3 separate regions of the Homo sapiens genome follow, and all the other regions are linked to region 2. Evidence: chromatin loops called from intact Hi-C (ENCODE). Cell type or tissue: endothelial cell of umbilical vein. All regions are shown on one strand. Links, peaks and the distances in the headings refer to the core of each region. The heading gives the core; the rest is flanking DNA.

Region 1 (9,978 bases), core at 3,663-6,162, 55 kb before region 2:
GGGCGACACAGCAAGACTCCATCTTAGAAGAAAAAAAAAAGGTGACTCTCCGGGATTCTATAGCAGTATGGCCATAGAGTAGGGACAAGAACATATGCCTCCTCATTTACCATCAGTGCTATTTCTATTTTGTTTACTACCATTTACTCTCATTTGATTGTGTCAAATTATCTACTGTTGTACTGGGGGGCCAGAGTGGATTCCCAAGCCTCAACCACATAGAAGAGTAGATTGGAGGTTGTTTTCAAACTATTCAACATTATCAGTGGGTTGAATTTGTAAGCTATCAACTCAAAATATAAAGATAATTTTTATAACAGGGTCTATATTGGATTGTAAAAAGAGGGTCATAGGATTTGGATCTTTAGGGCTCTGTAATTCAAAATTTGGGATGTTCATTAGGACTATTTGTGTTATGTTGTAAAACAATTGTACTTGTTGGCAGACGTCTTGGGTTCAAGTTATGATTTTGCATTTAGGAGGTTTGGGAACGTGGACAAACTCCCTTTTGAGTTTTCCTTCACCCCGTCTTTGTAATGGAGATAATATTCTCATTTCCCTGGGTTTTTAGGAAGGTTACCTGAGATGACTCGTGCAAAAGCTAACACATAATAGATAATAATATCTATCTATATTGAGATATCTATATTTAGATAAAGATATCTATATTTAGATAAAGATATCTATATTTAGATATCTATATTTAGATAAAGATCTATATTTAGATATCTTTATCTAAATATCTATCTAAATAAATGTTAATTTATTCTGAAGTGTGGTAAGTTTATCTAACATTTACTGTAGCAACCAAGGTGGGGCTAAATATGGGGACCAATCAGAAAGACGATCTCTGTCAGTTTTGCCTAGGACGTTCAGTGGGACTTGGGTAGGAGACTGTGGACTAATCTCACCTCTGGAAATTTGTGTGGCCTGTGCTATAACTGAGAGGAACCAAGTAAGCCTGTGTATATGGCAAATGGTAGTCCTCTCCCAAACAACATTTGTAAAGAAAATGCATTTTGCACTATTTCTTAGTGTGTCTGAGGCTTTTTATGTTCATAAAAATCTTAGTGAGTTGTTGAAACGTGCTTTTCTGAAAAACCTTGGAATTTACCTGGTTTAGAATTAGAATCAGAAATGTGTCTTTTTAAACTGTATTCTACCTTCTTAAATCTTTTGCCTTCTGCAGCAACATGGAGCAACTCTGATACTTTTTTCTACTTGAGGGCCTTTCGTAGTCAGAGATTATACTAAGATAGCAAAAAATAGAAAGTGACACACTAGTCAAGGTTGGTTTATTGTGTGGTAGGAAATCCAAAAGACGTTGGAAGCAACAACAATAGCTCTGAGGTCCTTGGAACCAGGAGTTTTGAAACTTTTACTTTACTGCACGTCTGTTGACATGATTCCATGAATATTTCTGCTCTTTCTCCCTTATGTATACCAGATCCACTGGGCTGAGTTAAATATAAGACCCCAAGCATGGTCAATTCTTATTAATAGTCCTTGAAGAGGCTCTCTCTTGTTTTTGATTGACTTTCTTTTTCTTTCTTTTCTTTTCCTCATCCTTTCTCCTTCTTCCATTCTCCCTTCCACCTCACAGAAGCCTAACGGGCTTGGAATAGCACTTATAAATGCATGAATTTTTAGAAATATATACTATTGTTTTCATTTCCACAATAATCATGCCTAACATTTATCAGCCACTTCCCATATGCTAGGCTCTCTTTCAAGTCCTTTAAATGTAATAACTATAATAATCTCACAACAAACTCCATGAGACAGGGACTGTTATCTAGTGTGTTTTATAGATTAGAAAACTGAGACACAAAGAAAGTAACTTTCTAAGCTCACATACCTGGTGAGTCAGTAGCTGAGGCAAGATTTAAAATCAGGCAATCTGACTGTACATCTCACTCTTCGCTACTTTGTCCTTGTGCCTTTAGATCATGGTTCTGTGCTATCGATCTGATCTTATTTCTTACTCTTTTTACTACTGTTGTTGCTCAGCATAGTCTTCCCCCCTCAAAAATAAGTAACATTTATATTGCTATTATTATTATTATTATTTTGAGACAGAGTCTCGTTCTGTCACCCAGGCTGGAGTGCAGTGGCACAATCTCAGCTCACTGCAACCTCTGCCTCCCAGGTTCAAGCAATTCTTCTGCCTCAGCCTCCTGAGTAGCTGGGATTACAGGCGTGCACCACCACGCCTGGCTAATTTTTGTATTTTTAGTAGAGACAGGGTTTTACCATGTTGGTCAGGCTGGTCTTCAGCTCCTGACCTCGTGATCCGCCCACCTCGGACTCCCAAAATGCTGGGATTACAGGTGTGAGCCACCACGCCCAACCTGTATTATGAATTATAATACATAGATAACGTGTAAATATTTAATGTCACATATTATTCGTGTGAGTTAGATTTGTAAATTTGATTAGCGCTGAGACATTGGTATTAGTTTTTTCTACAGATGAGAAAACAATTACATACTTTTACAAATGATACAAATATGTGTGAAATATATTTAATCACATACATGAATAATGCTCAGTGAGCAGGCATAGAATTGTCAGGACCTTTGCAGTATCTCCAATATATACCCTGCCCATAGATTAGGAACTATTGCTGTACTATTGCTCATCAGTTTAAATAATTATGTTAATTCACATTTATCTATATGATCAGCATAATCTTTCAAAAATCGATTTACAGGCCTGGTGCGGTGGCTCACGCCTGTAATCCTAGCACTTTGGGAGGCCGAGGCAGGTGGATCATCTGAGGTCATGAGTTCGAGACCAGCCTGACCAACATGGTGAAACTCCTTCTCTACTAAAAATACAAAAATTAGCTGGGCATGGTGGCAAGCGCCTGTAATCCCAGCTACTTGGGAGGCTGAGGCAGGAGAATTGCTTGAACCTGGGAAGCAGAGGTTGCAGTGAGCCGAGATCACGCCACTGCACTCCAGCTTGGGTGACAAAGTGAGACTCTGTCTCAAAAAAAAAAAAAAAATCTATTTACATTGCAGCTCCTTTAGGAGGTTTACTACTTGTAATACTGTAGAGTCTTCCAGAGTGTGCATCCATTGTATTTCACTGATTGATTTCGTTAGTGATACACCTCAAAGTGAGGTAGTCATATACCTCCAACTCTTGGCTGCCACAAATGTACTGTCGTGAGCATTTTGTATATGTGTTCTTAATGATTGGCAGAAGTTAGCTCAGGATTTGTGGCTGTGGGGAGGGTGCTTGATCATAGTGCATTTTAATATTGAGTTTCACTAGGCTCTGTGTTTTTTGTTTTTTGTTTTTGTTTTTTTTTAAACATAAAGGCTTCACTAGGGTTACTTTCCCCCAGTAAAGCATTAGGATTCTTGTTTTCTTCATGCCATCACCAGCACGGGGTATTGCATGACTTTATATTTTTTGCTAATATGATGGGTATGGAACTACTAGTACCTCCTGGTTTCTGCTTCTTTTCCATACATAGTAAACAGATTCAGTCTCTCAAAATTACTGGGAAGAAAAGTGATTTGTTTCATAAGTGTTAAGTGTCTGTTTCTGGTCATGGCTATCTCTGGGACTGTGGTCATAGAGAGGCATACTGGCTATTCAGCAGGGTTTCTGAGTGGGAAAAAAATCTCTTGAAAATGTGGTGTTGTCAAGGAAGGCCATTTTACTGATGTTACTTCAGGGCCCTTCTTTCATTCCTTCACATTTTTCAATATTTATTGTATGGCAATTGCATTGTAGAAACTTTTCTAGGTACTTGGGAACAAAATTGTGAACAAAATAGACATGTCCTGTGGTTTCTCTGGAACCTTTAGTGTGGTCAAGGGGACAGGCATTAATCAAAATACTCAAGCAAACATTTAATTACAAACTATCATGAGTGCTACAAAGGGAAAGGAGAAGAGCTCTGGTATATAACGGGGTAGATGATCTGTGTGTGCTTACTTGATGCAGGTGTCTTTTGGGGATGCTATAAGACAGAAAATTTAGAGGATAAGGTAAAGCAGTAGGAGGAATATTCAGACAGAGAGAATAATGTGTGCAGAGATCCACAGGCAAGAGGGAATGTGGCATCCTCGAGGGATAGTGAAACCAGAGTTGTTTTGAGGACTTTTATTCATTTATTCAACATATTTTTATGGAGTGCTTACTATGCTCTAGAATATGACAGTGAACAAGACAGAACACTAGGAGATGTTTGAGATGAGGCCGAAAAAATAGGTAAGGGGCTCGCCCTATTGTACACTCATCTCCCTTGGTTTGTTTTTTTGTGTGTTTTCAGAGAGAAACAGCCGTACTTAACAATCTGGTTTCAGATTCTTTTAACCTTCTGTTTGCCTTTCTCTGAAGGTGCTACAGTTTGTTTGACACCCTCTTCAAGAGGGGCCAGTAGAACTAAGGATAAAATTTTTAAGTCTTCCCATCAAGAAATGTGTCGTTAACATTAATTAAGTTTCCTCACTGTTATCAATGAATATCCCTCCGTATCCTTCTCTTTCACTAGCTGAGCATTATATTATGTGTTGTTCAAGGGCAGATAGTCTGTGAAGAAGTGCTTTAAAAACTGATAGCGTGTGGGCTCTGAGCATGTTGTGCGGCTGACTGGCCCCCACCTCCTCTTGTTTCCTTTCTCCCCAGAAAGGCCTCACTTGCTGCATGACAAGTCAGGCTATTGTTTGCTCATTCGATATTGTCAGCTAAGATGCTTCACAATTCCTTAAGAATTTATTATTGTTGTTGTTGAGGGATGATAGAGTCCTCTTCTTCTCATTTAAGTGACGTGTATCGAAAAGGAAAAATGACAAATAAGAAAGGACTTGGGAAAATTTCCTCCACTCCTGACTTCCAGACCTTTAGAACTTAATGCTTTCCGTTCAGTACTTCTGCCCCCTAACCTTAAAGTCTTGAGAGAAGAATGACTGGTGTTGACAGGATGCTTGTTTACTGGCTTCTGCCTAATTTTTGAGGCATGAAGTGGCCATCTCATATAAAGCAAGTAGTTCACATCCTGGGACTGAGACTACAACCTGGTTTCTCCTTGTCTTGTTTCGATGGAGTTATTCTGTATCCTGTGAAGAATCTCTGTTTTGTCATATTGTATTCCCTCTTTAAATCTTTTATATCTCTTTCTCGTACTATTTTGCCCCTGATGCTGTTTCTTTCTTTATTTTAAGCTTTAGATTCACCTCTTAAGTTGTCAGCCCACATGGCCATACATGACCATGGTTCTTACTGGTGTGAAGAAAGCAGATTGTAGCTGGTTGTTTGAGATGCCTTCTTAGGTGGACCAACCTCTCTCGGGTTCTTTGGTTTTATCTCTTGCTCTTCCTCTTGAATGTTTATGATACTTCCTGGTCACGTCATTTCTCTTTGACTCTTTCTTTCTTCCTTCCTTAGGTTCCGGATTCATACAGGTATGAATCTACTTCCCCATCTTTGCCAACCCTGGCATCGTGCCCCCTTGATTCCTTGGCTTTTCACAGGCTAGATGCTTAATGGACTCTGGAAGCCTTTATCTCTAGGACGCCTTTATCTGTAGGACTGGGCTTTTTTGTTTGTTTGAGACAGGGTCTCACTCCGATCACCCAGGCTGGAGTGTAGACCTGGGGTTTCTAAACACTCTTCACCTTGTGCTCAGCTCCTTGTATGATACCGACCGGATCCTATCCATGGACAATAACAATCTTGAATGTGTTCACAATGCCTGGGGGAATAAGTCCCAATCCGGCCAGGAAATGCTGATCTCCTTCCGACGGGATCTGCTTGTCTCACCTCAGCGCCAGTTGCTTCCCTTTACAATCTCTTTGCTGGCCAGGTTAGAACATGTGCTAATTCTCTGAAAACACACCATGCTTTCCTTCCTCTGTGTCTTTGCTTGAATGGTTCTCTCAGTCCAGAATACATTTTAAATATTTCTACTTCCACAAATCTATTCTATAGTATTTATCAAAATAGTACCTTCCCTATTAAGTCTCCCCTGATTCTTTAGCTGAAAGTTATTTTGATTTCCTCTGAGTTCCTGTTAATTTTGTGGGTACTTCTGTTAGGCTTCTTAGCATTCTACAGATAAGGAGATGGGACTTCGTTTAAACAGCTCTGGGCCACAAATATAGCATGTAGAACTGTGGAGATTCTAACTCACATTTTAACCTAAAATGCCATACTCTTTTTATCCTATTACATTCTTCTCATTCCATATATGTCTATCTTATGTAGTATGATTGAAGGCAGGGTGCTTGAATAAGGTGTAATGTTTTTGAATACTTAGCATATCCTAGGCACTGTGTGACATATTTTGCATTTATTTAATTTGGCTGTCATAAAATTTCTGCAAGGCAGGTACAGTTACTATTCCCACTTTACATATGAGGAAGTGAGGTATGGAAAGATTATGTAACTTGTCCAAGGTTAGGCAGCTAGCAGGTGACAGGCAGGACACCAGCTTAGGCAGTGTGGCATCACAGCCTATGCTTGTAACTGCCGTGCAATGCTGTAGGTAAGCAAGAGCTAACAATATAAGCCTGAAACTACTGGCTTTCTCAGTTGATGGTATTTGAGAAGTGTGGTCTATGATATTCCTCAGTAACTTTCATCCATGGAAAACCAACATATCTCATTTCTATAGGTTTTAGGATTTAAATATTTTTAAGGATTTTTCTGTTGTAGACTTTAAATTTACGATTTGAGATAAACTGAATGCTAAATCTTTCCTGCTTGGGAAGAATTCAGATGTAAAATTGTAATTTGTATTATTGGAAAACAACTCCAGTTTTATGCATTCTATGCAAGGATGAGCTATGTATTAGTTCATTTTCACGCTGCTGATAAAGACATACCCGAGACTGGGAAGAAGAAGAGGGTTAATTGGACTTACAATTCCACATGGCTGGGGGAGGCTTCAGAATCATGGTGGGAGGTGAAAGGCACATCTTACATGGCGGAAGCAAGAGAAAATGAGGAGGAAGCAAAAGCGGGAACCCCTGATAAACCCATCAGATCTCATGAAACTTATTCACTACCATGAGAACAGTATGGGGGGACCATCTCCATGATTCACATGATCTCCCACGGCATCCCTCCCACAACACGTGGGAATTATTGGAGTATAATTCAAGATGTGATTTGGGTGGGGACACAAAGCCATGACTAGAATAAACCACATCAAGTTACCTGCTTATCTAAAGTTTTAGAAGGTGTTCACAATGTTATTCGAAAGCCAACTTAGTGTAGTGAGCATTTGGAGAAGCATCCTTTATACAAGTGAGATGACATACATTGTTAATATGTGCTTTTATGTTTGTCTTTGCAAGATCTGAGCTAGAATAGAATCATAGCTCTAGGGCCAATTAGAGTGGGAGATAGTTTAATAGATAACACAGGTGCTATTTTGTCAAGTTGCATGGTTTCTGGACAGTTTACAGAGAAAAAATTTTTAGCTGAGAGCCTGATGAAGTCTTAAGGCTATTATTAATAGTAATATTTGGGGACTAGCAAAGTGCTCACATAAAAAGCACCAACAAGGATTAAAAAAAGAGAAGGTACTGACCAGATTCACTGCCTTCTATTCCCAAAAAGATTATTAAAAGGTTCATGTAAATAGAATATGCGCACACCCAGGAGAAAGTGATTTATTTTTAAGCTGAAGCCGAGGTTTTACACATCCCTGATAATAGGGTTTAATTAATGTTTGGAGTGAATAAAACACACTCAGAAGAAGTGTAGTCATATCCTTAATTTCCTTGATTGGCAAAGTAATTGATATCATGTGTGACATTTGAGTCAGTGCTATTTTATCAGTCACTTGCTCTCTGCGAGACAGAGACTGTGATTGAAAACAGTAGGTATGGGTACTTGATTTTAAAATGAACTCTATCATAATATACTGATTACAGAATCAGAAGGGCAATGTTGGTGAATATTTTTGGGCAAAAAATGACTGTAACCTATTCTAGATATGGTAAAACCAGCTCTCAGTACTTACCCTATAAAGAGAATATTGGTTTTTTTCAGAATTTTGCAGAGGGTCTTTTTACTTAGGGAACAAAGAGAACTGTAATTGTCAAATGTGGTTGTAAAACGGTAAATCTATTTTTGTTCATGGCTCATTCATTCACTTGGCATTTAAAAAAAAATTTTTTTATTTGTTTATTTTAGAGACAGGATTTTGCTGTCACCCAGGCTTGAGTGCACTAGTGCAGTCATAGCTTACTGCACGCTCAAACTCCTGATCTTAAACAATCCTCCTGTCACAGCTTCTCGAGTAGCTGGGACTATTGGTGTGCCCCACCACACCTGGCTAATTTTCTATTTTTTGTAGAGATGGGATCTTGCTATGTTGTCCATGTTGGCACTGGGCTCAAATGATTCTTTGCTTTCGCCTCCCCAACCACTGCGATTACAGGCGTGAGCCAATGGGCCTGACCTCATTTGGCGTTTATTGACACCATATTAGAAACCCTGTACTACGTATAAAGATTATTGGGGGAAACTTCTCAGCTATGCATGTGTGTACATGCATATGTGCTCATTAGATCTTGGTGTAAGTACAGTTTTTCTTCTAGTCATGGTTTAAAATATCTGAAAAGGTGCTATGGGGACACAGCAGTTTACACCAACAGGGACCTTATAATTAAGTAGATATGACTGTAACATAGAGAGCGATAACGTTATAAAAGAAACACAGGTATGTTACTATAAGAATGTGATGAACAAATCATTTGATAAAGATATCAGCAGAGGCTTAGTGTGGGAGATGCCTTTTGGCTGGACTTGGGCAGTTGGTTAATTCTGAATGGGGTTTGGGGTAGGGGAGTCAGGTGAGGATTGGTGTGTGTAGGTATGCCTAAAGGCGTGAAAATATTTCCAAGAAGGATTGCGTTTCTTTTTGCCACTGATGGCAGAGTCAACCTCGGCTTCTGAGTTTAAGAAGAGTGTGAGCACCTCGAGCAAATAAGTCAGCTAAACAAATGGAGCTGAGGCATTAGAAAACGCCTGTCGATTTTTAAGAAAAGGAGCTCAACTCTAAGAGTGCAAGGAAAAATAAATGCGTGGAGTGACAGGATAATAGTCTATAATTACTTTTAAGATTGCTATATTGAGGCTGTGACAGTCACTTAGTTCCTGAGTCTTTTCAGGAAAGGGTAAGAGGTAACTAGCCAGAGCTGGAGTCACTCCTTGTAGAAGTTAGGTGGCTTTGATAGTGACATTAACTCTTCAGAAACTCCATGACTATTATTTGGTATCCAAAGCAGAAATTTATGAAAGAGTCACAGAATTTTACATCTGTAAGATAATCTTTTGAAAATAATTAGAAAGAATTCAGGTTTAGAATATACATGGGTGATAGACAGAGTAGTGAAAACATCCCCAGAATCTGGTCCTGCTCAAAAATGGAGCAGAGTTTCTTAGAATGCACTGACGTCTTCACATTGACCCTGCACAGTACCATCCCTGGGAGATCTGGCAAAGGAGACATTTCAGAAATGTGTGAGTTAGGTGCCATGGCATTAAGATCTTTTCCTACTGTACAACTTCCCGTTTTTAAACTCACCATCTTGATGTACAGCTAACTAATGTAATTTTCCAAAGTTTCTAGAGAAGACAACAACCTTATTGAGATACTGGGACATCTGGGTGCCAGTCTAGTTCCAGTTACATCTTACTTTTGAAAGAAAGGAAAATCCATTAAAATTAGAATTTGTCTAGGAAGCATCTCCCTCCCAGGAGCGGAGTACTAGCTCTTCACTATCATTGGTCTAAGCGCTTGAAATGCTCCCATGTTTGGAATCCCATTGTTTATGTATCAGTTCTCCCAACACTTCCACTCGTTAGGGGTATGATTTAAGAGTTAAGGCCAGGTGCGGTGGCTCACACCTGTAATCCAAGTACTTTGGGAGGCCAAGGGGAGCAGATCACGAGGTCAGGAGATCGAGATCATCCTGGCTAACATGATGAAACACTGTCTCTACT
Region 2 (9,978 bases), core at 3,006-5,505:
ATTAGTTTCTTAAATCATGTAGAAAACAAAAAGTAAAGTCACACATCATGATTACAATGATGTTAGCTCTTATAAGCGTCTGCCTATTTGCCTTTTCTGACATCTGTATTTCTTTGTATGATTTTTGAGTTACTCTGTAGTATCATTTCTTCTCAACCTGCAGGCTTCCTGTTAGCATTTCTTGCAGGAGAAATCTAACAGTAATAAAGAACTCTCTCACCTCTTTTTTTTTTTTTCATGACTGGCATTTTGATTTTCTTTCTCACTTTTAAAATAAAATTTTGCCAGATGTAGGATTCGTGGTTGATAATTTTTTTTCCTTTTAGCACTTTGAATATATTGGCCCTCTGTTTTCTGGCATCTAAGGCTGCTGCTAAGAAAACCGGATAATTTTATTGAGGATCCCTTGTATGTGATGAGTCACCTCTCTTGCAACTTTCAAAATTCTCCGGTTGTCTTTGTCTTTTGACAGTTTAATTAGAAGGTGCCTCACTATTTGTCTGTTTGAGTTCATCTTACTTGTACTTTTTTGAGCTTCTTGGATGTTTATACTCTTGGCTTTGATCAAATTTGGGGGAGTTTTTGGTGATTATTTCTTCAAGTATTGTCCCTGCCTTTTCTCTCTGTCTCATACTTCTGGGAATTCCATGCTGCATACTTTGGTATAGTTGATTGTGTCCCACAGGTCTCTTAGGCTCAGTTCACCTGTCTTCAATCTTTTTTCTTTCTGATTCTTAGACTAATTAATTTACTTTGACCTCTCTTCAAGTTTTCTGATTCTTTCTTTTGCTGTTAAATCTGTCTTTGAGTTCCTCTAGTGAATTTTTTATTTCAGTTATTGTAATTTTCATTTCCACAATTGCTTTTTTTTCTTTTTCTGTATTGATATTCCCATTTTATTCATGCATTGTTTTCTTAACTTTCTCCTTGCTTCCTTTAGTTCTTTCAGCATGTTTAAGACAGTAGTTTTAAAGTCTTCGTCAGGTAGATCCCCCATCAGGTCTTTTTTAGAGACAGTTTCTGTTGGTTTATATTTTTGTTTTGAATAGACCGTGCTATCCTGTTTCTTTGTATGTCTTTTGATTTTTTGTTGTTGTTGAAAATTGCATATTTGAAACTAATAATGTAGAGCCCTGGAAATCAGACCTTTTCTCTTCCCCAAGGTTTACTGTTACCGTTTGTATTTTGTGGGGTTATTGTTGCCAGTCTCTGTGCTAAGTATTAGCTTTTTTTGTTAACTTGTGGTCTTAAGTATTTTCTGAGCCTGCATGTTTCCCTGGTTATGTGCCATGACTTTCTCATTTCCTCTGTTGTTTTCAAATGCCCTGGTTATCAAGGTCTGTCTCCCAAAATGAGAAAAAGTAAAAAATAAAGGAAGAAAAAAAAAAAAAGGACTGGCCTTTTGAGTCCCATGGAAGTCACTTCAGCTGGAGTGAGAGGGGCAACACTAATGATAGTTGCCCCTTTTTCTTTATGTGTGTGATTAAAAGCAGCAATTAATGTTCAGTCCACAGATCCTTGATATATGGAAGACAGGTCCTTTTTGCCCAGCTTGGATCATGTAAGCTGTATGCAAGCTGCTTCAAGTACATGTGCACAGATGCCTGCCAAGGATCTAAGAGGTGGGGTATAGGTAGTTGCTATTGTGCTGAGATGTAAACTTTACCTAAATTAACCACAACTTACCATCTAAAGCTTCCCTCCAGAAAGTAGACTCCTTTAATAGACTCTGGACTTCCAAAATAAGTTGTTGATATAGATGGTGGCAGTGCAATCGTTGTCTAGGTGGAAAGACAGATTTGTGGTGCCTCCTGCTTTGCCATATTCTCAGAATCCCTTTCACTTCCTTCGATTTTTACTAAGCAGAACTAACTTCCTTAATTCCTCTGCCATGCCTGCAACTATTCCTTTTCTCCCTTCTTTACCACCCCCTCCTCCTTTCTCCCTGTCTCTAAATTTAGGTTCCCACTCAGAGTTCTCACTTTGACCTTCCGTTTTCTCTCAGTAGATGTCACTACTCTAATAAGATCAACTTTGATCTTTCTTTATCTAATTATTTGAACTGCTTGTGACTTGGTACTGTGTTTTCCTTTGACAAGTTTTGTTTCATTTATCCATGAGATCTTTTCATAGATAACACCTGCCTTTTCACTTTCAATGTATCCCTAATTCTACTCATCATCTTACTCAAAGGCTTACATTCTGTTAGACATACCATTATATTTTCTAGTCTTGCCAACTAAATCGTGTTCATTGATGATATATCTTGCTTTCTTTGTATATCTATCACCAAGGCTTACAGGATTATTTCAATCTCTTTATTTTCTTGCCCATCATCCTAGTTCATATCTTCTGGGTTACAACCTACTCATTGCCTTCATTCTATCTTTTTCACATTCCAACTGCATATCTGTAACCACTTAGTGGTTTAAAAAATATTATTTTCTTCCTTTGGCTTTTCCACATTAAATTTCTCCTCTTGGTTTATTTTTCAGAGTACTCTATGACCTACCTCATCCTATGTAGCACACTGTATCTCCCACTGTCCTTTTTATACAGTCCTTGCTCTTTTGAAGCTCATATCGTCATTGTCAGCTTCATATGCCAAGCCAATTTTTCTTGTGTCTTTCTCAATACCTGATGAACCCTCATATCCTCATTTTTAGAAGCCTAACTCTACTATTTTACTCATACGTGTCTGACAACTGGATCATCTTGATCTCTCTCTTCTCTGCATCCTCAGTCTTTTGATTGAGTCATGTGATGTGGTGGCATGAGCCCAGGGTTTAGGGCTAAGAAACCCTGCTCTGTTGCTTATCACTGCATTTCCCATCTTTACATGCAAAAATGAGGATATTAATAACAATTTTTAGAAGGTTATTTTGAGGACTAATTAAGATAATGTAGAGTATCCAACAACTGCTGGTTCAGAGTAAAGGCTACTATGAGTCAGTTAATAAATAGATTTATTAATGCTGTTTGATTTTTTCTGCCACTTAATATATACCCTTTTGTGGGGTAATGTAATCATTGCATGTACATTAATCTTGCCACCAAACTTTATTTTATAAGCCAGAATCATAAAATAACATGGGAGACTTGTAGAAATTATTTAAAATCACAAATCGTAGAGCACCAGATTTGACATGGTCCTAACCCCTCTGCCCTTTCTTGTGATGAGGAAACTGGAGCCTAAATTTCTTAAGTGAACTGTTCATGGTGACACAGTTACTAGGAGAGCTGGTCCTAACCACAACTAGAGATTTCTGGACTCCCAGGCCTCTGCTCTTTCCATTACCTTCTTGTTCATTTATTTTAGCAATTGCCTGAAGGCAGGATCACAACCCATATTTCTGTATCACCCATAACCTTTATTTTCATTTCATTTTATTTTTTTTGAGATGGAGTCTTGCTCTGTTGCCCAGGCTGGAGTGCAGTGGCGCAATCTCGGCTCACTGCAAGCTCCGCCTCCCGGGTTCACGCCATTCTCCTGCCTCAGCCTCCCAAGTAGCTGGGACTACAGGCGCCCACCACCACACCTGGCTAATTTTTTGTATTTTTAGTAGAGACGGGGTTTCACTGTGTTAGTCAGGATGGTCTTGATCTCCTGGCCTCGTGGTCCACCTACCTCGGCCTCCCAAAGTGCTGGGATTACAGGCATGAGCCACCACGCCCGGCCCATAACCTTTATTTTATTGCGAGAAGATAGAATAGCTACTTGATTGATATTTGTGGCTTGATTGATCTATTCTTTCTTCGACTGTGCAATAGGAATTCTCTGGGAAAGGACTATGAAGTCTGTATACTTATCACCCTTTTGATGCTTTTGGGGTTGTTGTAAGCATGCAAAGGGTTCATTGTGCACTGCTTCTGTATACTGACTCAGGGTGGTGGGGAGAGGAAATGGGAGAGGAAGTTATATACATCTTGAGCAAATCAAGCTTTTCTATTTTTAGTCCTTGCTACTGTTTGGAAAGTACAGCCTCTGTTCATGGCAGTCTGGCATGTGTTTCCTTAGTGCCATTTCGAAAGGGGGAAAAAATAAATATGGGAATTTTTTTTTTTTGTAGTGAAAATAGTTACTCAGTGAAATCACATAAGTTTCCCGTTTTTCTCTTGATGAAACCTCAAACCCACTAGGCACAGATTCCTCAACCTCAACTATGCATGTGAAAGGCTCATGCAGAACAGGAGACCAGAGTCAGCAAAACCTTGTATAGCAAGATAAGCTGTGGTGCCCCAGAGAAGCGCGGATGGGTGGCGGAGGTGGGGAAGGCAGGGAAGGGAATGGTGATGTTCTTTCATATTTAGTGGGGAACTTGGCCAACTACCAGATCGTTGCCCCCTGGAAAAGGCTGAAACCTGAACTAAGATAAAGAGACACATAGCTTTGCAGCTTTTTGCTTAAGCTGTTCCTTTTGCTTCAGTTTCTGTCCTTGGTAAAAGTTTCCCTGACTGCTTTATAGCTACTCCCCCAATTCAAATAAATAATTTTTCTTTAATAGTTGTGATGGCATTTGGGAGATTTTTCCAATCTAAGGCTATATCATTAGGACACGATAAAGAGCCTTTTATGCTAGTAAATAAAATGATTTGATCTGTATTTAGATGGATTGCTATAACATAGTGGTACTCAAGTGATCAGAAATGGTGATGACAGAGTGTCTTGGAGTCACCTTCAGGGGTCCATTGAGGCAGACAAGGACCTTAACCAAGGTGGTGGCCATGACCATGGAGAAGGGGAACAAGAATCAAAAGCAATTTGGAAAGAGGGGGCTTATGGGAAAGAGAAGAGTCCAGGATGCTTGGCAGGATTGTGACTTTCTTCAGGGAGAATACATATCCTTCCTGTCCTAGTATGTGGCAAATGGAAGAATCCTTTGGAAAAAAATGAGGACTTTGAAGCAGGTGTGATGTGAATGTTACTAGAGGAAATGTTGATACCAATGAGCAAATATTGCCCTTTGTTAATGAAAGGGACTATACAGTCTCCAGACATAAACAGCTCTGCCTAGACAAAATTGTAGCAGTAGGGTGAGAATAATGCATTGCTATAATTAATGCTAATTTGTGGATATTGCTGTATTGTTGTCATTGTTTTTTAATTGAATATGTATTAAGCTCCAACAGGGTGCTATGAATAATGCCAACTTATAGTTGATTTATGAGAACACTCAGAAGACTTTATTAACACCAGTAAATGGAAACTCGCACTCCTTCGAGGTGGTAAACGTCTTTGCCATTTCGACAGATGAGGAGAAGTGAAGTAGATTGTGTTTTCTCTGTTGGCACTGCGGGTGAGAACACAGAAACTGTCGAATGAGAGAAAAGTATTTTCCTTGTCCCCTGGAATTGGGTTAGAATACATTAGTAAAGAATTCTTTAATGTGTTCAGAGTTGTGGGATTTTAATTAAATTGTTCCAGTTATTGTTAGCACTTGGATTAGCAACTGGCAACCAAATTCTAGGCCAGCAGATTTCAAATTTAGCATGGACAAGAATTGGGGTGAGGCCGATGGGTTTGTTAAATGCCAATTATTAGGCCCTGCCTTCAAAGGTTTAGATTTGGTAAATCTAGGAGGGGGCTTAGGAAAATCTTATGTTCATGGATATCGAAGGTGCTTCTGTCCTCAAAGGTTGCTAGCTTCCTTTCAAAACTCCAGTATTTTCTTATTTTAGGACGTATCTTTGGCCACCAAAATCTAGCTTCACCTGAGACCAAGGGCTTTTTATTTAATAGCTGCAAATTCTCTTATAACACACCAAGTATAATCCTGTAATCCTCTTTTATACACAACATACCACCAGAAAACATGTGCAGAAGACTTACCGTATGCTTAGCATTCTAGTGGACACATGATTTCTACTACCTTATTTCACCTGGTCTCCAAAATATCCCTGTGGGGTTGGTATTATTGCTCCCTTATTTCATAAGAAGACACTAAAACTAAGAGTATACGACTTGGTCAAACATCACATCCAGTTTAATCCTTTCTATCTTAACCTGGTTAGGCATATATTTTACTTTAAGTTTGAACAACAGGTGGGATTCTTTTTGGCACTGACAGAGTTTGCAGTTGACAGTAGAGACTGTAAACTCGGCTTAAGTGGACCCGTCCCATAAAGAAAAACATTCACATTGGAACAAGGGAGAGGTGAAAAGGAAAGTTGGAAGTGAGTAATTCAACTTTTCATTTTTTTTTGTCCCCTTCCTTCCTTCCTTCCTTCCTTCCTTCCTTCCTTCCTTCCTTCCTTCCTTCCTTCCTTCCTCTCTCTCTCTCTTTTCTTTTTTTTTTTTTGAGTCTCACTCTGTCGCCCAGGCTGGAGTGCAATGGCATGATCTCGGCTCACTGCAAACTCCGCCTCCTGGGTTCAAGCGATTCTCCTGTTTCAGCTTCCCAAGTAGCTGGGATTACAGTTGTGTGCCACCATGCCTGGCTAATTTTTTTTTTGTTGTTTTTTTTTTTTTTTTTGCATCTTTAGTAGAGATGGGGTTTCACCATGTTGGCCAGGCTGGTCTCAAACTTCTGACCTTGTGATCCGCCTGCCTTGGCCTCCCAAAGTGCTGGGATTAGAGGCGTGAGCCACTGCACCGGGCCTGTCTCATTTCTTTAATACGAGGTACTAAACTGTCACTGAGTAAATAGTAGACATTTGATTATTATTTGACTCTGAATATTTTTTGAAAAAAGGAACATTTCATAAGAAAGCCTGAAATGAGACATGAGCAGAATTCTGGGGTATAGAAATGATTTTTAAGTTGAGACAAGAATAGTGAAGCTTGAGACGACATTATTCCTTGCCTCCTTTAGACTTTCTTCAGCCTCCACCTAGCAAAGTAAAAGTCTTGTCATAGCAGTCTGTTGCATTGTATTCCCTGGGTCTAAGGCAGAAATGTGTACGTGCTCCAATAACCCTTGTTTGTTGTGCTGTGGAATCACGTTCATTTCTGATTAAGGTGAAATCAGTAGCTTTCTGATACGGTCTCTCACTCACTTTTTATCAATGGCAACCTTTTTCCTAAAAATAGGAATTTCTGCTGGGAGTGTTTTAATATAAATTGTCTGTGCTCAGCCTGAAATATGTGTGATTCATACCATGTGTTTGTTCCCACATCAACACTAAGTCCCAAGATACAATTACCCCTGCCCACTCTCTCCTTCGTCATGGGGAATGTGTTTATCCTTTAGATATCAGCACCTTGGGTAAGAGCCAATCTCCTTATATGCCTTGGTTTGCACACCTGCATTGTCTGACCACAGCTGACCCTTTGAGTCTGCTCTTACTCTATTTTTACCTTAAAGAACACTCGTGTTTGCCAAGTACACTTGCACATTGCAGAGTTCCTTCTATATCTTTATGCTCATGTTGTAAATATGTTAAATACTTGTTCTCCATTTAAGGCCTTCTCAATTCTGTCGCCATATAGCTCTCTCTGATTTCTCTATTCAGCTACTTTCTCTCTTTCCTCTCTCTCATTTTGCTTTTTTCTCGAACATCTTGTGTGTCTTACCTACATGTAGTCTGCCTTCTAATATGGACATTTGTGGATAAACTAGTTTCTTCAATGCAACTGTAAGCTCTTGGCAGAGAACCCCTGATCCATTCTCTTTCCCTCCCTCCCCTTCCTTCTCCCTCTCCCTCCTTTCCTTTCTTTCTTCCCTCCCTGCCCCCCTCCCTCCCTCCCTCCTTCCTCCTTCCTTCCTACCTGCTTCCCTCCTTTCTTCCTACCTGCCTCCCTCCCTCCCTCCTTCCTTTCTACCTGACTCTCTCCCTCCCTCCTTCCCTCCCTTCCTCCCTTCCTTCCTCCCTTCCTCCCTCCCTCACTCCCTTCCCTCCCTTCCCTCCTTCCTTTCCCTCCCTTCCCTCCCTTCCTTCCCTCCCTGCCTTCCTCCCTCCCCTCTCTCCCTCCCTCCCTCCCTTGTCCCTCTTGCCTGAACTTCATATCAGTGTGTCTTGAATATTTGAAAAATATTTATAGGAAAGTGAATGAAACCTATCCTAAATGGAGAAGTAGATGGCAAAAAAGGGTATTAGAGCTTGGCTTTTCAATTGTAATTGTAGCCATGACCTAATTTTTGGTAATCTAATAGGCCCATATAATCTCTGCTTGGTGTTAGAAGGGAAGACCTTTCACCTTTTGTGTTTTCTTCCTAATGTCATGCAAAGTGCTAGAGCTTTGGAGCAAAATGTTTGATTTCCAAATTCCAATTCTTCCATTTACTGCCCGAGTAACCCTAGAAAGTTCTCTTTTTCTCTCTGATCCTTGGGCTATCCTCTTTTGAAAACAGGAATAATAACATCTACTAATCTCTAGGATTGCTGGAATAGCTCGATGAGATCGTATATATGAAAATGCTTTTCTAAACCTGAGCACTTCTCTGTGATAATGGCCGTACAGAGGGAGCTATGATATTTTCCCTCTTGTTTTCCCAGTAGTGACTATGTCCCAGGCTGTGTGCAGTGGACTGGGTAGCTGCCTAGTAATATTGCTGGCTTGTAGGATATTTCCTGTTTTATATGTTCTTAAGAAGATCAGTTGAAATGTACGAGATGTCGTTTTGGAAAAGATGTTTCACAGTGGGAGGTGTTAAAGTTTTAGTCCTACTTCAGCCCCTTCACTATACAAACTACCTTACCTTTTTGGGGGAATTGTATTATCTTTAAATGAAAATGATGGAATAGCGACGTAAATTCCCCTTCTAGTTCTAATATTTTATGAGCCTTATTTCCATTTTCTATGCTTATCAACTATAAATGATTCTCTTGCAGTTGTTCAAACATCTTTTATCTGCACATCCTCATCAATGGTATTTAACATATAGAATCAGAACCACAAATGTTTGAAGAAAATTCTCGGCCAGACATGGTGGCTCACACCTGTAATCCCAGCACTTTGGGAGGCCTAGGCGGGTGGATCGCCTGAGGTCAGGAGTTCGAGACCGGCCTGGCTAACATGATGAAACCCCATCTAAAAATACAAAATTAGCCAGGCGTGTTGGCACGCACTTGTAATCCTAGCTACTCGGGAGGCTTAGGCAGGAGAATTGCTTGAACCTGGGAGACGGAGGTTTCAATGAGCCAAGGTTGCAGTGAGTGCCATTGCGCTCTAGTCTGGGCAACAAGAGCAAAACCCGGTCTATAAATAAATAAATAAATAAATAAATAAATAAATAAAGTTCCCACCCTCTGTACGTTTCCATGGCATGACGCTTTGCTTTATATCTCTGAGTACATGATATGGAATATGGGACATGGGAATTGAATACTTTTTTATGGTTTCCAATTTTGGTAACATTTAAGGGGTCAAACAAGAGTTCAAGAAAAAAAATACTTGAAAATGATGAGCTAATGTATAAAGTTAACATCACATTTCTAACTATTTGAATTTTGGGGAATGTGAGAAAGTGGCTTTTGAAATGTATCATGCCTGAGCTTATTAAGCCTGTGTTACCAAAATGAAAAATAAGAAACATGTCTTCCTTGAGGTTTTAAAAAACAAAATCAATAGCAAAATTACCTGACAAGTTCTGTTTGATTCATAAATCCACACAATTGTTGCACATCTCCAGCCCCCTCACCACATATGAAAGTTTTCTTAATGTAAAAGTAAACCTTTTCTCCCCTACCTCTAAAAACTTCTGTCTACCAATTTTATTATTTCATGTTATTTTGTTATGCAAAGGATTCCTGGAAAAATATCCATGATCCTAGATGATCTTATGGATATCTTTATAGGTATTTCAATGTAGAAATTTCAAATAAATGTATTTCCCTTTTATGCACAAACACAGAGTTCAGAAAAGACAGTTCATTTAGAGTTTGCTAAACTGTGTGTGTGGACTAACTGGTAAGGTGACGCTCTAGGATGGCACAGCTTGCCTAGATAATCTGTAGCAGTGGTTTTTAAACTATTAATTTCTTAGAATTGCTTCAGGAAATATTACTAAAGGAGATGGGGGATAAAGCAGCTCTGTC
Region 3 (9,978 bases), core at 3,904-6,403, 450 kb after region 2:
GCCCAGCCTGGCATCAGCACCCTTCCTGCCTCATCTCTCGTTGGTCTTACCACTCCTTCCATGGCAGCCACATCAGATGGGTTCTGGCTGGTCGCGGTGCTCCATGGACGCCTCCTGCTTTCCTGCCACTTGGGCCTTGGCTGAGATGTCTTAAAAAATTTTTTAAACTCATCAGAATTTGATGGCCTCTATTTGGCCTATCTCTGCCACACATTCAAATCTTTCACATCCCTCAAAACCCAGCTTCAATGCCATCTCCTCTATTTAGATGTCACTTCTTTCTCTTTCAGTCTCAGTACACCCAGCCAGCCTTGGGTTATGCCATTTTTGTGCTTGCTAGATCCCTCTTATGCCATAGAGATTTCTCTGTGGATACAAACTCTGCTGTTGATCTCAATACTGATGGCTAAGGTATATCATAATACATCATAAATACATCCTGGTTTGCCATCTCAGTTTATGACTTTGTCTTGGTATAATATAAAATGTACCTTATGGCTAAGGTACATCATAAGGTACATCATAATACATCCTGATTTGCCATCTCAGTTTATGACTCTGTCTTGGTATAATTAGTTATTAATAGGTCCCTCCTTCACCTTGAAGTTTTTGGGTTTGGATGATAAATTATACAGTCACCTTACTGAGGGTCTCTATCCAAGTACATGGTACATTAGCAGGGGCTCAGTAAATGTGGCAAAGTACCTTAAAGGGCATTTAAAGGATCTTTTATACCCAGGTCACTGGGGCTCTCAGCCCTACCCTTTTCACTCCTTTTCTGGAGGCAGGCTACCATTTGTTCCTCTTCTCTCAAGGACTGCAGAATGACCTATGACCACTTTCTTTTTGACAAGCCTTTCCAGGATTTCAAAATGCTCTGACCCAACAAGAGAAATCACTTACCACAATCCTACCCCTTCTTCTCAGCCCCTAAACAGTAGAACAGCCACTGGATATTGGAAATAGGTATCAGACACTAGAGAAGGTCAGAACACAGCTGGTGCGATATATCATTTCCAGCCTCAACTGGACTTTTGGCCTTGCCCAATTTCTTTTTTTGTTTGTTTGTTTGTTTGTTTTTGTTTTTGAGATAGAGTCTTGCTCTGTCACCCAGGCTGGAGTGCAGTGGCATGACCTCGGCTCACTGCAACCTCTGCCTCCTGGGTTCAAGTGATTCCCCTGCCTCAGCCTCCCGAGTAGCTGGTACAGGTGCCCACCACCATGCTTGGCTAATTTTTGTATTTTTAGTAGAGATGGGGTTTCACCATGTTGGCCAGGCTGGTCTCGAACTCCTGACCTCAGGTGATCTGCCTGCCTCAACCTCCCAAAGTGCTGGGATTATAGGCATGAGCCACTGCGCCCAGCCAGACTTGCCCAATTTCTTTGACAGTCCAAGTTTTCAGAATTGCCTCTATTTACACAGTTGCCTTAGGAGAGGATCACAACTTGGAAAGCTTGAAGCTTCTTTATTATAAACTATGTAGTTAACATTCTAGGTTCTGTTCAGAGGTCAGAAAAGATAAGGTCTCTTGTGCTTTTTCATCATAATAAAAAACTTACTCAAAAGTCAGCCTGTTGGGGTGAGTGTTTGTTGACTTTTTAAACAAGATATCAAGCATTTGGAAGTAACAGAGGCAATACGCCCAGCCGTGTGAATGGAGCTCTAGCTTCAGCATCAGGAAGCCTGGGTCGACGTCTCCTCCTCTGACTCATTGCTTGCTGAAACATGAATCATATGCCCTTTCTCAGCACTGGGTCTCACTTCCTTCATCTCCCCTATAAAATGGGCGTATTTGCCATTCCTACCACACAGGAGGGGGCTGAGGCTTTCAGAGTCCTTGCTAATTACACACAAAAATATTATTAAAAGTAAAAATAAGCCATAGTGTGATTTTGACGCTCTGAAGAGGCACACGTGGAGGGTATGCGAAGCCATTTTATGACCTTGCTTCGTTTCTGGACATCCCAGTTCACTGAGAACAGGCTCTCAGAACGTGGGAATGGGCAGGAGAATCCATGTTGAGATGGAGATGCGAATGAGTCTGGTCTGTTTACGTGGGAGCAGGAGACCTTTGAGGAGATCACTCGCCAGCAATCAAGAAGAAGAACATGGAGACTGGGATGGAAACCCAAATAAGGCTATTCTGTGGAGGGCTCTGATGCCAAGGCTGGGGTGTTTGGACTCCCTTGAGGGTTATGGGAGATCAGTGGAGGTGACTGAGCAGGAGCATGGCACGACCCACAGTGTGTTTCAGTGAGACACTGTTTCATGGAGGGGCAGAAATGGGAGCTGGGGTCTGTCACCTTGTAAGCAAATGGCAGCTCCCCTCTGTCTGAGCTTCAGTTTCTCATCTGTTAAATAGATGGGTTAAACAGCAAATTGGTCTAATATGCTGTGATTCTATACTAAAGAACATGAGGAAACAGCTTGTCATATTGACGTGTGTGTGTGGAGGGTGTGTGTGTGTTTGGGTCAGGGGAAGAGGTGGGAATGCGGTAACTGCTTTGTTAGACACAAAGCCAAGTCCAGAGACCTTGTTCTTTAGGGAGGAAGCCTGAGCAGCCTCACGATCTCTAGCAGGTCTGAAGAACTTTCTGGGTATCTTTCTTTAGGCCACAGCACAGCACATCTGCACTTTAGGGCCTGGCCAGCGACCTCTGTCTAGACGTGTCTGCTGTCTACTTCCTAGTTCAGCTGAGAGAGCTAATATTTGAAAAGACTGGCCAGGCGCAGTGGCTCACGGCTGTAATCCCAGCACTTTGGGAGGCCGAGGCTGGCGGATCACCTGAAGTCAGTAGTTTGAGATCAGCCTGGCCAACATGGCGAAACCCTGAATCTACTAAAAATACAAAAATGAGCTGGGCGTAGTGGCAGGCACCTGTAATCCCAGCTACTTGGGAGGCTGAGGCAGGAGAGTTGCTTGAACTCGGGAGGCGGAGGTTGCAGTGAGCCGAGATCATGCCCTTGCACTCCAGCCTGGGTGACAAGAGCGAAACTCTGTCTCAAAAACAAAACAAGACAAAACAAAACGAAAGACTGCATAGGGGTTCTTGCAAACTAGCTATTTCTCAAGATATTTCAAATCTGTCTGTATCTTCCTATTAAATTTTCAGGAAGTTTTATATCAATGAGGACTACATGGCTTGGAGGCCCCAGAACTCTATCTTCAAAGTACAACTTGATAGTACACCTCCGACACTTACCAAGGTTTGCTGTAACATTGGTACATAGAAGAGCCTTTATTATAATGGTGTTATAAAGATAGCATCTGTTAAGTTGCTTTATATAAAGTTTCAGATGGAAAATTCATCAGTGAACTTATATAGTAAAAAAAAAATCATTAAAAATTTGGGTGGATCTACTTAGGTTTAAGTATAACTGCATTTGTGCTCCTGTTTTATAGTTGGGTTTAAAAATACTTGTGATTTTTATTATAAGCTTCCTCATATATCTTTTCAAGTAGGTTTATGTAAATAAGTAAGTAAGTAAATAAATAAATAAAGGTTCACTTGGACCCAAGTTAGTGCACGAAATGAAGAAATAAATCCACTTACGAATGGTGAACTGACTGAAGCCCTCCTAAGATGTTAGTTCAGGCAAAAGATCCAAATTTCAGAGCATCACAAGAGACAGCAGATTCCACTGAAACTATTACCTTACTGCTCCTATATATGAGGTGAAGTTTTGTGTGAGAAGGATCAAAGAGATTGTGATCATCTCTAAGCAGTGCAAAAATCTAGTGATGAGCAGGAGGAGAAAATCTAAATAGTTCTGGTAGAGATATAGGGATTAGTAAGTGAGGAGGTTATATGCTGGAGGTTACATTTAGCCTATAAAAACACCATAATCCAGGTTTATTCTACCAATTACTGTGTGGCCTTGAGATCTACATTTTAGCATTTACTAAATGATAGGGAAGAGCAGTTGAGCTCTTAAGCTTCTTCTAGTGCTCGCTTTCTATTTGCCCCAAAGTCAGTCTACACTGAGTGACTGATCAAACTCCACTTCCACCTTGGATTCCATAAACCAGCTAAGAAATAGATACTCTCTTCCTCACCCTTAGCCCCACACCACACCCCCACTGCTCATGACTGGAGGGCATATGTCGATTGGAGGGAAGGATGCGACTGGAAGTCTCTGAGAAGAGCTCTTCTCTTCCCTCAGGGACATGTCTATTCACTGAAGAATGACATAATAAATGGTCAGCTACCTTTAACCTGCCTTCCATGGATTCCCTGAGGAAAAATTAAATTACTGTTCTAATATGCTACAAACGCACAGACTCAAAATGTAAAATATGAAATGAATCTGACAGGTTATGTGGTTTAGCTCCCACACTTGATGGACAGAGAAACTGAGGCTTGAAGAGACGCACCCAAGGAACCTGGCCAAAGACACAGAGACAAGAAGTCTTGGAGCTAGGGCTACAGCCCAGATCTCCACTGCTCCTTGGTGCTCTTTGTTTTTTTTTTTTTTTTTTTTGCTACAAGTTGGAGCTCAGTCCCTGGGTTGCAATGGATAAATCTTTTGCTAGGCAACCCAGTTGCTAAGCTTTGCTCACATCATTCTTGAGCTCAAAAACCTTTATGGATTTCAGCTATTCATTCCTAGTATAGTCATCCTTTGGTATCCTTGAGGGATTGGTTCCAGAATCTTCTGAGGATACCAAAATCCAGGGATGCTCAAGTATCTCATATAAAATGGTGTAGTATTTGCATATAACCTACGCACATCCTCCTATATGCTTTAAATCATTGCTAGATTACTCATAATAATACAGTGTAAATGCTATGTCAATCGTTGTTATACTGTACTATTTAGGGAAGAATGACAAGAAAATCTCTACATGTTCAGTACAAATGCAACCTTCCATTTATTTTTCCAAATATTTTTCATCGACACTTGGTTGAATTCATGGATGTGGAACCTATGGATACAAAGGGCCAATTGTACAAGATTCATTTTGTGTCATTATTTGGGCTCTGCCCATGATATTGCTACTACTTTTTAAAAAAATTTATGAATTCCCTTCTGGAAGACGAGGTAGAAAGTAGACAGGCGATTTTGCTAAGCAGTTTTGACATCTCTCACACACACCTATTTTGGCTAACCTTTTCCTGATTTCTCAGTCCTCAGTAGCTCCTCTGTGCACGTGCCCAGATGTCACATTTCTTAACTTATTTTCTATTTCTTGAGGATAATTTAGTCACTTTTTTCTCTACAGTAAGCAGAGAAGGTAGAGCTGGAAAATGGGGTCTTCATCAGAGTTTAACTAGACTATGAATAGAATTCTGTAAGGCACGGACCAATGAGCTGTCTTTTAGGTCAGTCCAGAAGGACTCAGATTCACACCAAACTTAAGTGGCTGGTGAATGAGGCTCAGATTGTCCTCCCAGTTTCCCACTGCCATCCCCAATCCTGCTCCAAGAGCGCCCTCTGCTGGAATGGAGCAGGAGCCAACATCCTCAGCCATCTTGGAAGTGGGGCCAACTGGAACTCTGAAAGGATGAAAAGTACCTCTGTTTAAATACAAGCTCCAAATAAGACAGATCAAGTCTACAATGTCTTCTTGACTTTTATTTCTCATTCCTTCTATTTCCATTTCTTTGACAACTTTTCTTAAGAGGATCACGATGTGGTGAAAAAATAGAATTTAAAGAGGGGAAATGTAATCCAGTGAAATGGGCATAAAACTAAGAATTCTGCCTTCTTTGAGAGGTTTAATTGCTGGGTTACAAAGAGTAATTTCTTGGAATAACTCAGTTTCTAGTCTCAGATTGTAATTACTCCTTCAGTTAGAAACCTTCTTCCATTCATTGCCTGCTAAATTAAGTCAACATTCTTTACTTAGCTTTCAAGGTATATTTGTATATGAATTTACAAATTCATAATATGTTATTTAGTTTGTACTTCATTTATCAAAGCTAATAGTATCTTTACTTTAAAAAAATTTTACTCTGATCTACTTTTTAGAAATTGAAAAGATATTGAAAACTTTAAAAGTACATTTGAATACCAAAGTCATATGTTTCACATTAAAAATCATGCTCAGCACTTAATCTGCTTATAATTTTGAACAAGTGGAAGACCCTGATTAAATAATTAGCTTTTGAACAGAAACAATAATTGATAGGTTGAATTCTATCTTTAGCACTGATGTTAGTCCTAACTTGTTGTTTAGGATTGAGACAAGGTAAAGCGACATAAAAGATTTGGGGGAGTTGATATAACCTTTAAAGTGTCATTTAGTCAAAGGAAGAAACAGTAGCTAGGAATATACCTATTGAATAAACATAGCAATATGGTAGATTCTAGTCCTAGACCCCTGTTTTACAGCTAGAATTATGCCAAAAAGTTGAAAAGTAAAGCTGGATGAAACCTTAGAGAAGACTCCGCCATCTTATAACTCAGATGGTGAAATGAGACCCAGAAAGAATAGTCTTCCCAAAGGCTCACGGTCAGTTATTATAGGAGCCTCATTTGGAATTTGAGTCATCCAATTCTCAATCCACTGTTCTTACCACTACCCAACACTACCTTTGTTTAACTGTCTTTCTTGCATAAAAAGGGACTTATAGGTGAGAGATTCTATAGTGCCATTGGGAGCTGCTGCCTGAATCTCCGTGTAATTTCAAAGAGTTTCCTAACTCAGACCCTGTCCCATTTCACTGTATCCTTAAGAGGCTGAGAAACGGGGCATTCAGATTCTTTCCCCATGCTGACTCTTCATTCTGTTTACACATGGGCCGGCCAGATGCTAGAGAAAAAAAAACAAACATTTGCAGCTGTTATCAGGGGTAGGATAGAGCACATGAGGTTCCCAAGTTTTGATCCAACACATCAGAACACACTTGATTTTTACTCTGGCTTGGAGTTTACTGCCTTCAGCTTCTTCTACAAAGCCTGAATGTTGCCATTTCATGTCAAAACCTGCACTGAGAGATGCCGATGGCTTCTTGAGCTAACTTCAGCCCATCACCGCAGTGGTCTAGATGACCAAGGAAGTGACTGCTTCATTACAGCTTGAGGGGACCCTCTTTCTTCATCCCCCACTTTCACTTTTTTTTTTTTTTTAAATGAAAAGGCCGATGGTTCTCCCAAGTAGCCAGAGGCCAGCAGGAGCACTAAGTAAGAGACAGCAAGAAGTGTTCTTAGTGAGAACAATGTGGACTTTGGAGTTATGTAAAACCCAATTTTAATCCTGGCCCAGCCATTGACTGGCAGTTTGATTTTGAGTTATTTAAGTTGGAACCTTATTTTTCTTGCTTATTTATTGAACTATTAATTGAAAAAGTGATTCTAGTCCTAGACCCCTATTTGACAGCTAGAGAAATGAGACATGAACTGATACATGCTCAGATAAATACATTTCTTACTCAGAGGATAATAGTCAATGATTAATAGTTTCCACTGAGACATCACAAATAAGAAATAGATTGAAATTACATTTGAAGGATCTAGGTTAGATATCAAAAACTTCCTTGGAAGGGAGCATCATGAAACCTCTATTTCTTAGAAATCTTTAAGAATATAATAGTCACACATGTTGAATGAGTTTAAATGAAGCATTACTTACCAGGATAGACGACCTCTCTAGTTTTTCCCCAGTTAAAAAATCCAAGACTTGGGTTCCTTCTTTCAAGAGGAGTAATGTAAAAAGTCTGACCCCTAGTGGTCATCGTCTCTGCATTGGACCTAAGGGAAAAAGGCCAAAAAGAATGATAACAACCAGACTTTGTTTTGGAATTAAAAACGAACCTTAGAAATGTGAGAGTCAAATTGTCTAATTCTAAAACAAGGGAACTTAGACCAAATGACTACAAATATTTCCCCAACACCAGCGACTCTGGAGTAAAGCTTGTTATGGAACTCAGGACCTTTTGCTGGTGCTCTGGGTTCAAGATCCAATCGCTTCATCTTCCAGAGTCTCCCACCTGGAATCAGCCTCTTGGTGACATAGAAACAGCAGGTATATGCTGATTCGACTTTCAGGGCACAGGATTCAGTCCGCATTCTTTCCTTTTCTTTCGTGATGAGGAGCACTTAATTGTTCAGTAGATGTAACTCTCTCTCAGGTAACCAACCTAAGTTCTCCATTCCCTTTGTACATTCTGACAGATGCTCATAGCATGCTAAGTGCTCATGGGTGGTAGGCTGCTTTCTAGTTTCCTGATGTCTGTCTTCTCCCATTAATCAAATCTGATGCATACAAAGAACCAGCTGATTTTTTCCTCAAACCCGTTTATGCTACTTTTATTAGTAAATGCAATTATATAATTTAAATATTATGCAAATAGATGAAATATAAGTATAAAAATAAAGAGACTGTGTCCATAAAAATTAAATTGATTGCTTTGGAAAGGCTCAAGAGGGAAGAATTGCTGAAAAAATGATCTAAAATTAGTTTGTGGATGAGATAACTGTAGAAGAATAACACAAAGATTAAAATCCAGAATAATTGTGCAAGTTTCTAAGGTTTTTATCTGCTACAAAGAACAAAAGAAAAGAAAACAAAAACAAAAATACCTGAAACTTCAACTAATAGAGGATGCATGATGGGAGTGATTTATTCAAGAAAAATGAGATGGAGCTTCACAAATGGAAAATGTGCACTTAAAGAGAGGCCTTGGCTCTACCTACTGGCAAGTGAAAGTCTTAAGTTAAAATATATGTATTTATATGATTCCTAGCTTTAGCCAAAATTTCTGATTAGCTGACACTGAACTGTAATAGGTGAAAGTATTTCTTTAGTATTAAGATTCAGATATCAGAGTGAGATCCAGGAAAACTGGTTTACTTAATATCTCCTGAGTGCTAATCTCCTGAGGATTTGGTCTTTCAACAATTCCTGTAAGATCCGTTTTTATTTCCATAAGTCTCCTTTTTGCAGGCACTTTCCGCAGATCCTTTTCCCCTTGACAGTAAGTAAGCTTTGTCTCTGAACTAGGCCCCAAGAATTCAGCTTTCAAACCCTCTGTTAAATTAATGTTTGTTCACTTTAGCAATTCAGTAATAGTCACTCAGGATCTAGAACAAGATCCAATGTTTGATGTCTTAAGATTTGAACAGTGTAGGGCCATATGTGGACACTATCAATATTACATCTTGCTTTTTCAAAATGTAAAAGCCATAAACATGGACACACTCGTTGTAGCCTTGTCTTCTGGGGAATGCATGTTATAGAAATAATATGCTGTGCAAAGATGTTCATTGCAGCATTATGTGTAATAGCAAATACACTAGAAGCAACTTAAATATTTAGCAACAAGGTAATCATTTTATTGTGATATTTTAGCCAAATACACTAGAAGCAACTTAAATATTTAGCAACAAGGTAATCATTTTATTGTGATATTTTGGCCAAGTATCATTTGGTGGTTATTGCTCGTCACTCATGTAGTAATTACAATGACTCTGTTGGAATGAAGGAAAAAAGTCCAAAAAAATAAGAACAGGCCAGACTTTGTTTTTGGAATTAGAAATGAACCTTGAAAATTTCATAGTCAAATTCTGTAATTCTAAAATATAACTATTATCAATAAGGAAAATTGTTCATGATAGTATTTTAAGTGAAGAAAGAAAAATACAAAATGGAATGAACTTCACAATTACCAACTTTGTAAATAAAGGTATGAAATGTATGAACGGGGAAAGATTTAAGGCTTTACCTTTTGCTAATTTTTCTTTTCTGTTTTATTCTTTCGATGATTGTAAAACCCCACATTATGCAATAATTCACCAGTTTTTCAACACTGGCATCCTGGGAGGCCTTGAGGTGCCTGGGATTTGACTTAAAGTTGGCTAGAACCACAGGATCACCCCTCTAGAGGAGTGAGGATTAGGCAAGAGCTCACTCAATTATAGGTGGACTGGGTTGGAAAGTACCTTTGAGATCATTAAGATGAATTATACCACTTAAAAGCAATTTGATCTTGAATAAGTTACTTGTCTTTGCTAAACCTCAGTTTCCTTACCTG

Evidence for each region. Hi-C counts contacts between places; a loop is a spot of excess contacts. Peaks named below come from ENCODE experiments on the same cell type or tissue, not always from the same donor. Only the 100,000 strongest peaks of a DNase experiment are listed, where the experiment ranks them.
Region 1: a loop joins it to region 2, with 2.1 times the contacts of the local background. A loop is called at or near these places in 2 of 110 quality-filtered maps.
Region 3: a loop joins it to region 2, with 4 times the contacts of the local background. A loop is called at or near these places in 5 of 110 quality-filtered maps.

Annotation. Positions count from the first base shown.
Region 1 is chr3:188,447,751-188,457,728 of GRCh38, forward strand. The region is part of intron 4 of LPP (LIM domain containing preferred translocation partner in lipoma); the gene reads left to right. Among named protein-coding and RNA genes, the nearest start is that of LPP-AS1, 120 kb to the right of the region's middle. In endothelial cell of umbilical vein, for the core only: no CTCF peak of the experiment used is centred there; a DNase peak (open chromatin) is centred at 4,781; H3K27ac peaks cover 2,172 bases.
Region 2 is chr3:188,503,418-188,513,395 of GRCh38, forward strand. The region is part of intron 5 of LPP (LIM domain containing preferred translocation partner in lipoma); the gene reads left to right. Among named protein-coding and RNA genes, the nearest start is that of LPP-AS1, 60 kb to the right of the region's middle. In endothelial cell of umbilical vein, for the core only: no CTCF peak of the experiment used is centred there; a DNase peak (open chromatin) is centred at 4,004; H3K27ac peaks cover 794 bases.
Region 3 is chr3:188,949,363-188,959,340 of GRCh38, forward strand. No RefSeq gene overlaps it. Among named protein-coding and RNA genes, the nearest start is that of TPRG1-AS1, 6.7 kb to the left of the region's middle. RefSeq lists silencers at 5,178-5,472, 7,838-8,132 and an enhancer at 7,788-8,322. In endothelial cell of umbilical vein, for the core only: a CTCF peak has its summit at 5,455 (motif pointing left); a DNase peak (open chromatin) is centred at 5,409.